2 separate regions of the Homo sapiens genome follow, and region 2 is linked to region 1. The links are chromatin contacts, found by Hi-C or POLR2A ChIA-PET in ENCODE. All regions are on one chromosome and are shown on one strand. The core of a region is the stretch at or near the end of the contact, and the rest is flanking DNA. Distances in the headings are between cores, read along the strand shown. Region 1 holds the start of PABPC1L (poly(A) binding protein cytoplasmic 1 like). Region 2 holds the start of PCIF1 (phosphorylated CTD interacting factor 1).

Region 1 (4,277 bases), core at 571-3,070:
GCAGTAGTGAATGTGGAACCAAGCCTGTCTGTATATCTGGTAGCTCTTTTCTTGCTTTGTTTTTTCTTACCAGTATTCTGCCTAACGTTTGCTTCTGTGATGGTTATATTGCCTAGCAAGCACACCCGTGGTTGTGAAAATAGTATAGCAAAAAAGAAAAATCCCCGGTTATTGATGTACTAGATTTGTGTATGTCTTTTAAACAGTTCTAGTTTCACCTTACACAGAATAATCAGGAAAAGTGTAAAAATTCAAAAGTGAAATAAAAATTTTATCAGTTAGTTGCCTGTGAATTGATGTGTCACCACCATCTCTGTTGTTACCAGACCTAGCTAACTATTCTGATCACACTTATTTTTAACTCTGTTTTCTTTAAAAATAGGCAAACAGTTTTATTTCATTATTTAGGACCAGAAGTCAAGGTGTTATCCAGGGGAAGAAATTACCATTAATTAAACAGCCTCTTTACACCCGTTACTTGATACCTCTCTACCTTCCACAACAAACCATGCAGGTATTAGGTCCTCTTTAGTGACTTCTAAGATTTGGTATGGACAGTTATTTTGCATTGTATTCGAGCCCACCATCCCTTCCCCATTTTTTAACTCTGAGATACAACCAAGCCAGTGAAATAGGTAACCTATGGTTGCATAAGTCTTGGTCATCACCAAGCTGGCGTCTCACCTGTCCTCACACTGTATGGTGGCCTGCAGAGCTGGTTCCTCACAGGATTTGCCCCTTCTGAAAACATCCACATTACCACAAGGAGAGAAAAATATCAGGATAGAGGGGTCTTTTTTAGCCCAAGATTAGAATTAGTGCTTCCTTGCTACTCTGAGGCTGGACAGCCAGATGGGCACCTTCTGTCCCTAGTTTAGGAGCTGTTCCACCTGTTGAAGCCACACTCAACCAAAAGTCAGTGGGGGCCTACCTGCTCTGTTGGATCAGTGAGACCAGGAAAGTCCTATCAGAGGAAAAGTGAAGTATTGGTGCTCAGTGGAGTAGTTGTTTTGTTTTTGTGTTGTTTTTAATGTCCCTATACCACAGATTGACGCTGCAAGCTCAGATTCACAGTCTTGCTCTGTTTAGGTCTTGCTCTGCTATTAGTTCCCAATTGTCCGCATTTAGGCTGAGCCACAAGTAACTCAGTGAACCTCCCTGGTGTAATGGATGTGTAATGGCTTAGCAGAGGGACAGGGAATATCCCAGGAAAAGGGGTCTTGGTAATATGAGCCAGTACCAAGAAAGGCCTTAGTGGTCTCCAGTTCTCATGTCTCAAAGCCATTTCCATCCTTGGTGCGAAACGGTGGGACTGGATCAGGCTCTCTGGAGGAAGACATCTTCAATGGAGCAGGGTAAAATTCTCTACACAAGCTTTGAAACAGTGGCCTGTTCGGAATTCCGTTTGTGTGTGAAACGCAAAAAGCGCGGTTTGGGTCTCCTTTCATTCTTGTCAGGAGGGAATCATTCCCATTTTACAGAGAAGGGAAACGGGTTCAGAAAGATGATCATCTGTTCCGGGGTTAGAACTCAGTCCCCTGCGTCCTTTCCGTCCCAGTCCTCGGCTCTTTCAAAAGAGCTGGGGGTTTTGAGAGCTCCACTCAAGTCCCAGCAGCCCTGCTCAAGGCCAGGTTGAAGGCTTTTTCCGCCTCCCAGGGCGGGGTCAGAGGTGTCCCCACCTGTAGCTTTTAGATCCCCAAGTGCTCGCAGGTGGGGGGTGGGCCCAGGAGGGATCCCGGGGGAGGGGCGTCCGAGCGCGCCCACGATTGGTGCGCAGGGACGCGGGGGCGGTAAAGGGAAGGGGCGGGCCCGCGCCCAGGAAGGAGGGCTTCCGCCCGGGTGAGCGCGGGGCTGCTGGGTGACCCGGCTCCTGCTTGCCCCGCAGCCCCGGCCCCCTGCCCACCATGAACGCCAGCGGTTCTGGCTACCCGCTTGCCTCGCTTTACGTGGGCGATCTGCACCCCGACGTGACCGAGGCCATGCTCTATGAGAAGTTCTCTCCCGCCGGCCCCATCCTGTCCATCCGCGTGTGCCGCGATGTAGCCACCCGGCGCTCGCTGGGCTACGCCTACATCAACTTCCAGCAGCCCGCGGACGGTGAGCCCCGGGGATGGGGCGGGAGGGGAAGGACCGACGGACAAGCAGGCGGACAGACAGAAGCCGGAACTGGGCCGCTTGCGCTTTCATCTTACACTTTGCAGCCGGGGAAACTGAGGCTCAAAGATAACAGGGCGTTGGCAGAGGCCTGGCCCCTGAGACGGGAATTGGTAATTAGTGTGGTTTACTGCTATTCCTCTACAGAGGAGAGAGATTAGGGTCGAGTGAAAACAGATACAGGCTTTGTGGGGGTGGGGGTGGGGGTCAGGCGGACCAGGGATAGAAGCCCAGCAGCCGTGTGACTCTGGGCAAGTTACTCGACCATTCTGAGCTTCAGATGCGTGTCTGGAAAATGGGGGTCCTAGCTGCCTTATAGAGTGCTTGTGAGGATGAGAGATTCAAAGCACCTGGTGAGGAAGATGCCCAAGGCAACACAGCTGGTGAGCAGGGGAGGCAGGAGAACCCAGCCTTGGGCTCAGGCCTTTCCCAGCGCGACGTGAGATCCACACTGGGCGCCTCTACCTGCACGGGCTCTGAAAAACCGCTGCCTCCAGGCCGCAAGGCCGCTTTCTCAGAGCTGATAGCATTGATTAGAGCTTGTCCGATGAGTTTGCCTGCACTTCTGTTGAGAGTGGAGAGGATGAGTGAGCTTGGGCAAGCCTTCACGCTCTGCACCTTTTCATCTGCAAAATGGGGCTAAGGCGTATTCTCCAATAACATAAAGAATGGAGAACTGCTGTCTATGCATAAAGAATGGTAACTGCTTGTTACCTCGTAAACGCTCTTAAGTGGTAACCTAAAATAAATAAATAAATAAATAAATAAATAAATAAATAAATAAATAAGGCCAGGCGCAGTGGCTCACGCCTGTAATCCCAGCATCTTAGGAGGCCGAGGTGGGCAGATCACTTGAGGTCAGGAGTTCGAGACCAGCCTGGCCAACATAGCGAAACCCTTTCTCTACTAAAAATACAAAAAATAGCTGGGCATGATGGCGGACGCCTGTAATCCCAACTGCTGGGGAGGCTGAGGCACGAGAATCGCTTGAATCCGGGAGGCAGAGGTTGCAGTGAGCCGAGACTGCGCCATTGCACTCCAGCCCGGGCAACAGAGCGAGACTCCATCTCAACACAAAACAAAACAACAAACAAAAAAGAAACAACAACGAAAATAGTGGCTTTAACATTCTGATGTAAGACTCCAGAAACTCACCCAAAAAATGGCCGGCGTCCACTAGAGGGATCCCTTGCGCCAGGTCGCCTGGGTGAACCTGGTGGTTGCCTGAGTGGGTGGTTTGCTAGGGAAGGGGTTGTTCCGCCGGGCCTGTTCCCCGCCCCTTACTGGGCTGGATTCCTGGGCACTTTTCTGTTTGTTCTGCTTTGCTCCACCTCCTGCCTCTTCCCATCTTCCTCCAAGCCCTGTGAATGAAGTGGGACTCGGCCTGGAAACCGTGCTGCAGAGAGAAGGGTTTTGCCCCAGGTATTTATGATAAGACTAGGTGGAGAATCCGGGCTTCCTGAAACTTGCTCCACTGTGTTCCCCACAGCCCCCTTCCATGTCTCTGCACTAGCAGACTCCCTGAAACAGGTCACGTGTATCACCCAGGAGAGACACAGGCTGCAGCAGTGGCCGGAGGCTGGGCATCGGCTGCTGTTTTGAGACATTATTTTGTGTCAGGCACAAAGTTACAAACAAGGCACTTTTACATACCTTCTTTATTTTTCAGTCCCTCCAACAACCTGGTAGTTGGTAGTATCTCCCTTTGTTAGGTGTGGAAAAGTAGGTAATATTACCATCATTCCCCCTTTACAGGTGAGGAACAGGCTCAGAGAGGTAATGTCCACTTTCCCCAGAGCCGGACTGCTTGAGATCTAACCTCAGCTCTGCCCTGCAGCACCTCTGAGTTTTAATTTCCTCAAAGTGCTGCCACCCCTTGTCATATGGACATTGTTATCCACTCAGTGTACTTTAGAATCCAGAATAGACCTGACGCTGCCACAGACCTTTCATGTTTCTTATTCTCAGTTTTCCCATCTGTAAAATGAGGGGCAGGAATCCATGCTCATGTGGCTGCAGGGAGTTGGTTGAATGAGATCATAACTGGAAGGTTGGGGGAGCACCATACACACTAATTCTCAGCTTATCCTTCCTGAGCCTTTGGGCTCTTATCTCAGTTATTT
Region 2 (4,834 bases), core at 2,335-4,834, 1.0 Mb after region 1:
TCGCGCCACTGCACGCTAGCCTGGGCGACAGAGCAAGACTCCTTTTCAAAAAACAAAACAAAATTGGGCTGTGTGTGGTGGCTCATGCCTGTAATCCCAGCACTTTGGAAGGCTGAAGCAGGAGGATTGCTTAAGGCAAGGAGTTCAAGGTTACAATGAGCTATGAGTGCACATCAGTCTGGGAGATAGACTGAGACTCTGCTTCTAAAAAAAAGGGGGGTAGGGGTGGGAAACGCCAGCTCTTAAGGTAGTCATTAGAATGGTGAGAAGAGGTTGGGTTTTGTTTTGTTTGAGACGGAGTTTTGCTCCTGTCACCTAGGCTAGAGTGCAATGGTGTGATTTCGGCTCATTGCAACCTCTTCCTCCCGGGTTCAAGCGATTCTCCTGCCTCAGCCTCCTGAGTAGCTGGAATTACAGGCGCTTGCCACCATGCCCAGCTAATTTTTGTATTTTTAGTACAGATGGGCTTTCACCCTGTTGGCCAGGCTGGTCTCAAACTGCTGACCTCAGGTGATCCACCCGCTTTGGCCTCCCAAAGTGCTGGGATTACAGGCGTGAGCCACCGCACCCAGCTGAGAAGAGGCTGGTTTTGACATGCGGAAAGTGAGCAAACGGAGAAGATGAGGCATGTATCAGGTGAAAAGCAGTGCTGAACACTGTGAGATAGAGAAACCTTTAAGATACTTAACTATCCAGGCCGGAGGCGGTGGCTCACGTCTGTAATCCCAGCACTTTGGGAAGCCGAGGTGGGCGGATCACCTGAGGTGGGAAGTTCGAGACCAGCCTGACCAACAGGGAGAAACCCCGTCTCTACTAAAAATACAAAATTAGCCGGGCGTGGTGGCGCATGCCTGTAACACCAGCTACTCAGGAGGCTGAGGCAGGAGAATCGCCTGAACCCTAGAGGCGGAGGTTGCAGTGAGCCGATATTGCACCACTGCACTCCAGCCTGGGCAACAAGAGCGAAACTCCGTCTCAAAAAAAAAAAAAAAAAAAAAGATTGAACTATCCAGGGCCACTGTGTCCACTCAGACCAGTCACATCGCCTGAATCTAGATCCCTTCTTCACAAAACAGGGAGGCCAGAGTGGTTTAATGGAACCAGCCCTGCATTTTGGTGTTGAGAACTCCGGGCTTAAAATCCCAGTTTTGTTACTTGTTGATGGCTGTGTGAACCTGGACAATGACTTCGCCCCTGCCCCTCGCTCCAACCTGTTTGCTCATGTGCAGATTTAGGTAATAATTCACAGAATTCCATGATAAAACAGAAGACTAGGCACTTGGGATGTTTGGTATCTTGGTTATCAATTAAGAGAATCTGAACAATGAATGAGAAAATACTTTGAAAACATAAAAGAATAGATAAAAGGCCGGGCGCGGTGGCTCACGCCTGTAATCCCAGCACTTTGGGGGGCCGAGGCGGGCGGATCATGAGGTCAGGAGTTTGAGACCAGCCTGGCCAACATCGTGAAACACCGTCTCTACTAAAAATACAAATAAAATTAGGTGGGAGTGGTGGCGGGTGCCTATAATCCCAGCTACTTGGGAGGCTGAGGCAGGAGAATTGCTTGAACCCGGGAGGCAGAGGTTGTAGTGAGCCGAGATCGCGCCACTGCAATCCAGCCCGGGCGACAGTGCGAGATTTCGTCTCAAAAAAAAAAAAGGGTAATAATCACTACATGGTTTTTAAACTTTAGTGAAAGCGCGGGCTAGCTGGGGGGCATGAGCATGGAAAACTGGTTATCCCGTAGGTCAAGAGCGACCACGTAGTTTACTGCCCAAAGCAGTACTTTTTTTTGAGACAGGAGTCTCACTCTGTCGCCCAGGCTGGAGTGCAGTGGCGCGATCTCGACTCACTGCAACCTCTGCCTCCCGGGATCATGTGATTCTCCTGCCTCAGCCTCCCGAGTAGCTGGGATTACAGGCGCGCGCCACCAGGCCTGGCTCATGTTTGTAATTTTAGTAGAGACGGGGTTTCGCCGTGTTGGCCAGGCTGGTCTTGAATTCCTGACCTCAGGTGGTCCACCTGCGTCGGCCTCCCAAAGTGCTGGGATTACCGGGGTGAGCCACCACGCCCGGCCCAAAGCAGGGCACTTCTGAAAAAGGAGGCAATATTAGTAATTATGCCAGGGCAGCAGGCATAAATCAAAGCTGGCCCCCCACCCTTCCAGAACTGAGACAGGACCCAGGAGTCTGGTTTCCCATCAGGCCTCTTATCTGAACGAGAAGCTCTGCGAGGGCAGAACTGCTGTGCCTATATAGAGCTGGCTTATTTCTGGAGGGCTCAAATCTACTTGGAGCAATGCTCATGCCACTGTGAGATGATCACGGCTAACCGATTCAGCACTTAGGAAGCGCCAGGTATTGCGCTGAGGACTTCACATGCATCACCTGAGTTAATTCTCACCAAACCTTTATGAGGTAGGCGGATTTATTATCTTCCACTGAGGAAACTAAAATTTAAATTGGTTAACTCCTTCAAGGCCACACATTTTGGGTGGAGGAGCAGGGATTGAAATCAGATGAGGATCATGAACCCTCGTTCTCAATTACTACTCATATCGGTGCCTCCGTTTTTCTTGAGCGTCCGCCTGCCTGCCCCCACGCTGGCGTGCAGCCAGGACCATGGACATCTGAGAGGCTACTCAGCCGGGGTACCTACAGCCCCTGGCTCCACACAAGCGCCGGTCTGACAGCAGGTGGCAAGCTTTTCCTCTTCTCAAGCTAGCACTGGAAGGGATGCTTGCTGGGGAGACCGGAGATGGGTGGAGCTACCACTCGGACGCCTGCAGGCTCCTACCAAAAAGAATCCTGCAGGGAGCCGGATGAGGAGCACCTCACAGCTGCCAGTTCCCTGCCAGGCTACCCGCTGTAGCTGGTTTGAGGGCTCAGTGAGGCTTTGAACTGCAACTAATGGCCACAGATGTCAATGTTGGAAAGGCCCTACAATGCATTTAGTTGATTTCCCAACTCTGCCGAAAGCCATCTCTATTACTTGCCCCCGAAGGCTAGTTTAAGTTGCTTCTACTCAAGAGCATTTACAGCTTGGGTTCGATGTATATGTAGCCCGGGCATGGGGCAGGGCTTCTTAACATTTGGACACCACGCAGCACAAAGGCCCAGAGAGGGAAAGAGACTGGCTGGAAGAGGCAGAGCCGCGCGGGTGCCAGGACCCAGGTCCTTGCTACGTCCGGAGCCTACGTCACCACGATGCCTCCCCTGGGCCGGCGGCAGAACCCGAGACCCCCGCAGGTTCTAAGACAGCCCCCACGCCCCCCAGTGCGCACGCTCAGTCCAACCCCGCCGCGCACCGCCCACCGCGAACATCCGGCTCCTGCGTGTGTGCTCGAGGGGGAAACTGAGGCGGGGACGTGCCAGTGAATTCATTCCTTCCTCAGTCCACCCGCAGGCCTACAAAGCTGTCTCCCCTTCCTCAGCGCCACAAGGAACAGCAGGGACGGATGGGAAGAAGGGGAGGGGGCCGAAAGCAAGCTGGGTGCGAGGAGCCAGCCGACCCTGCCACACTCAAGATGGCGGCGCGGCCGCGGCGAGGTCCCTCAGAGGCGGTACCAGCGCATGCGCAGCGCGGAGTCCCGGCCCGGGACACAAGATGGCGGCAGCGGCGCTGGGGAGGGCGAGGCGGAGGCGGCAAAACGGGCGGTCGAGCAGAACGTGTAGCCGCGTCCCCTCCAGTCCGCTCCGGGCAGGTAAGAGTCCCAGGAAGCCATGGTCCCGCAGCGAGCCGCGCCAGGGTCTGGGGATCCGAAGCTGGGGGGCGGCGGCCCCTCCGGCGCTTTCTGCTCGGGACTGCCGCTTGCCCTGTCTCTGTTGCCGCCGCCATCTTAGACCCGCGGGTGGGCGGCCGCGCCGGTGGCCGAAGTGAGGGAGGTGGGCCCGGAGAGCCCCAGCGGAGCGGGCTCTAGGGCCCCTCCGCTGCTGCCGCCGCCACCGCCTTTGTGTCGGGCTCCGACTCTGAGTCGCCTCAGCCCGGGGGCGGGAGCGCGCGGCGGGGCGGGGGGCGGAGCCCGAGAGATGGGCCGGCGCGCGCGCGCGCGCCAAACAGCCCACCCTCGCTGGGGTAGGGGGAGGGGAAGGTGCGCGCGCGCGCGCGCGCTGGAGCTCGCCTCTCGCCTTCGTGCGCCGTCGCGCCTGCGTACTTTGTTCGCCCTTTGACTCCTCCCTACTGGGCCGGAGAATTCTGATTGGTACATTGCGGAGATGGTCCCGCCCCACGTGCCTCCAATCCCGGACTCGGACTCTGGCTTCTGGTGGGTTTTTCTGGTTGCGCAGATAGAGTTGTTTATCCTTGAGCAGCGGTAATTCTCAAACTGCGGTATGCGTGGGGGTCGGGAAGCCACAGGATAAATAAAGACGTTAACTTAAGAGCAGTTATGTCTTACTGGGAGCGTACAATGCTGGACTCTACATATAACGGTCGAGTGATTCCGGTTTATAAGCCGGAAAGCAGAAGGGCCCGGAATCCGGGTCTGTCCAACCCAGGGGCTGGTACTTCGGCCACAGACCTGCTGCGCTCAAGTCACATAGGAAATTAAAAATGGTTTTAATTGCAAAAAATGGGTACATTTTTTCAAATAGTGTGAAAAAATGAGTCATCCTGTCTCCCAGTCACTCTTACGGTGCGTTTTAAAAATACAAATTCTTGTGTGCCTCACCTCCGTATTTATTTCTGGCTTCTGAGATGCGCAGTGAGGCACAGGAGTCTGATTTTTTTTTTTTTTTTACAAACTCCAAGATGATTCTGATGCACAGCTGGCTTTGGAAATACTGCAGTGTCCCCATTTAGCCTCACACTAAGCTGTGCCGCTTGTGCGTAT

What was found. A loop is a pair of places that touch in the nucleus more often than their neighbours do. ChIA-PET counts read pairs that join two places held with the same protein, here RNA polymerase II (POLR2A). Pooled maps may share reads with other maps.
Region 2: a pooled map shows a loop between it and region 1 (2.6-fold over the local background). The contact joins the promoter of PCIF1 here to the promoter of PABPC1L in region 1. A Hi-C loop is called at or near these places in 1 of 168 maps with a recorded cell type or tissue (CD8-positive, alpha-beta T cell) and 1 of 50 pooled maps. POLR2A ChIA-PET finds 5 or more read pairs at or near these places in 1 of 52 experiments (PC-9).

Annotation. Positions count from the first base shown.
Region 1 is chr20:44,908,240-44,912,516 of GRCh38, forward strand. PABPC1L (poly(A) binding protein cytoplasmic 1 like) reads left to right here and starts at 1,821. Exons shown (of 15, transcript NM_001372179.1): 1 at 1,821-2,097. The coding sequence starts at 1,905. It overlaps YWHAB (tyrosine 3-monooxygenase/tryptophan 5-monooxygenase activation protein beta), which reads left to right. Exons shown (of 6, transcript NM_139323.4): 6 at 1-293. RefSeq lists a silencer at 1,675-2,004.
Region 2 is chr20:45,931,099-45,935,932 of GRCh38, forward strand. It overlaps PCIF1 (phosphorylated CTD interacting factor 1), which reads left to right and starts at 3,585. Exons shown (of 17, transcript NM_022104.4): 1 at 3,585-3,706. LOC107985388 (pre-mRNA-splicing factor cwc22-like) reads right to left here and starts at 3,973. Exons shown (of 1, transcript NR_171669.1): 1 at 2,396-3,973. RefSeq lists enhancers at 1,511-2,203, 2,486-2,635, 2,895-3,586, 3,587-4,277 and a silencer at 3,906-4,115.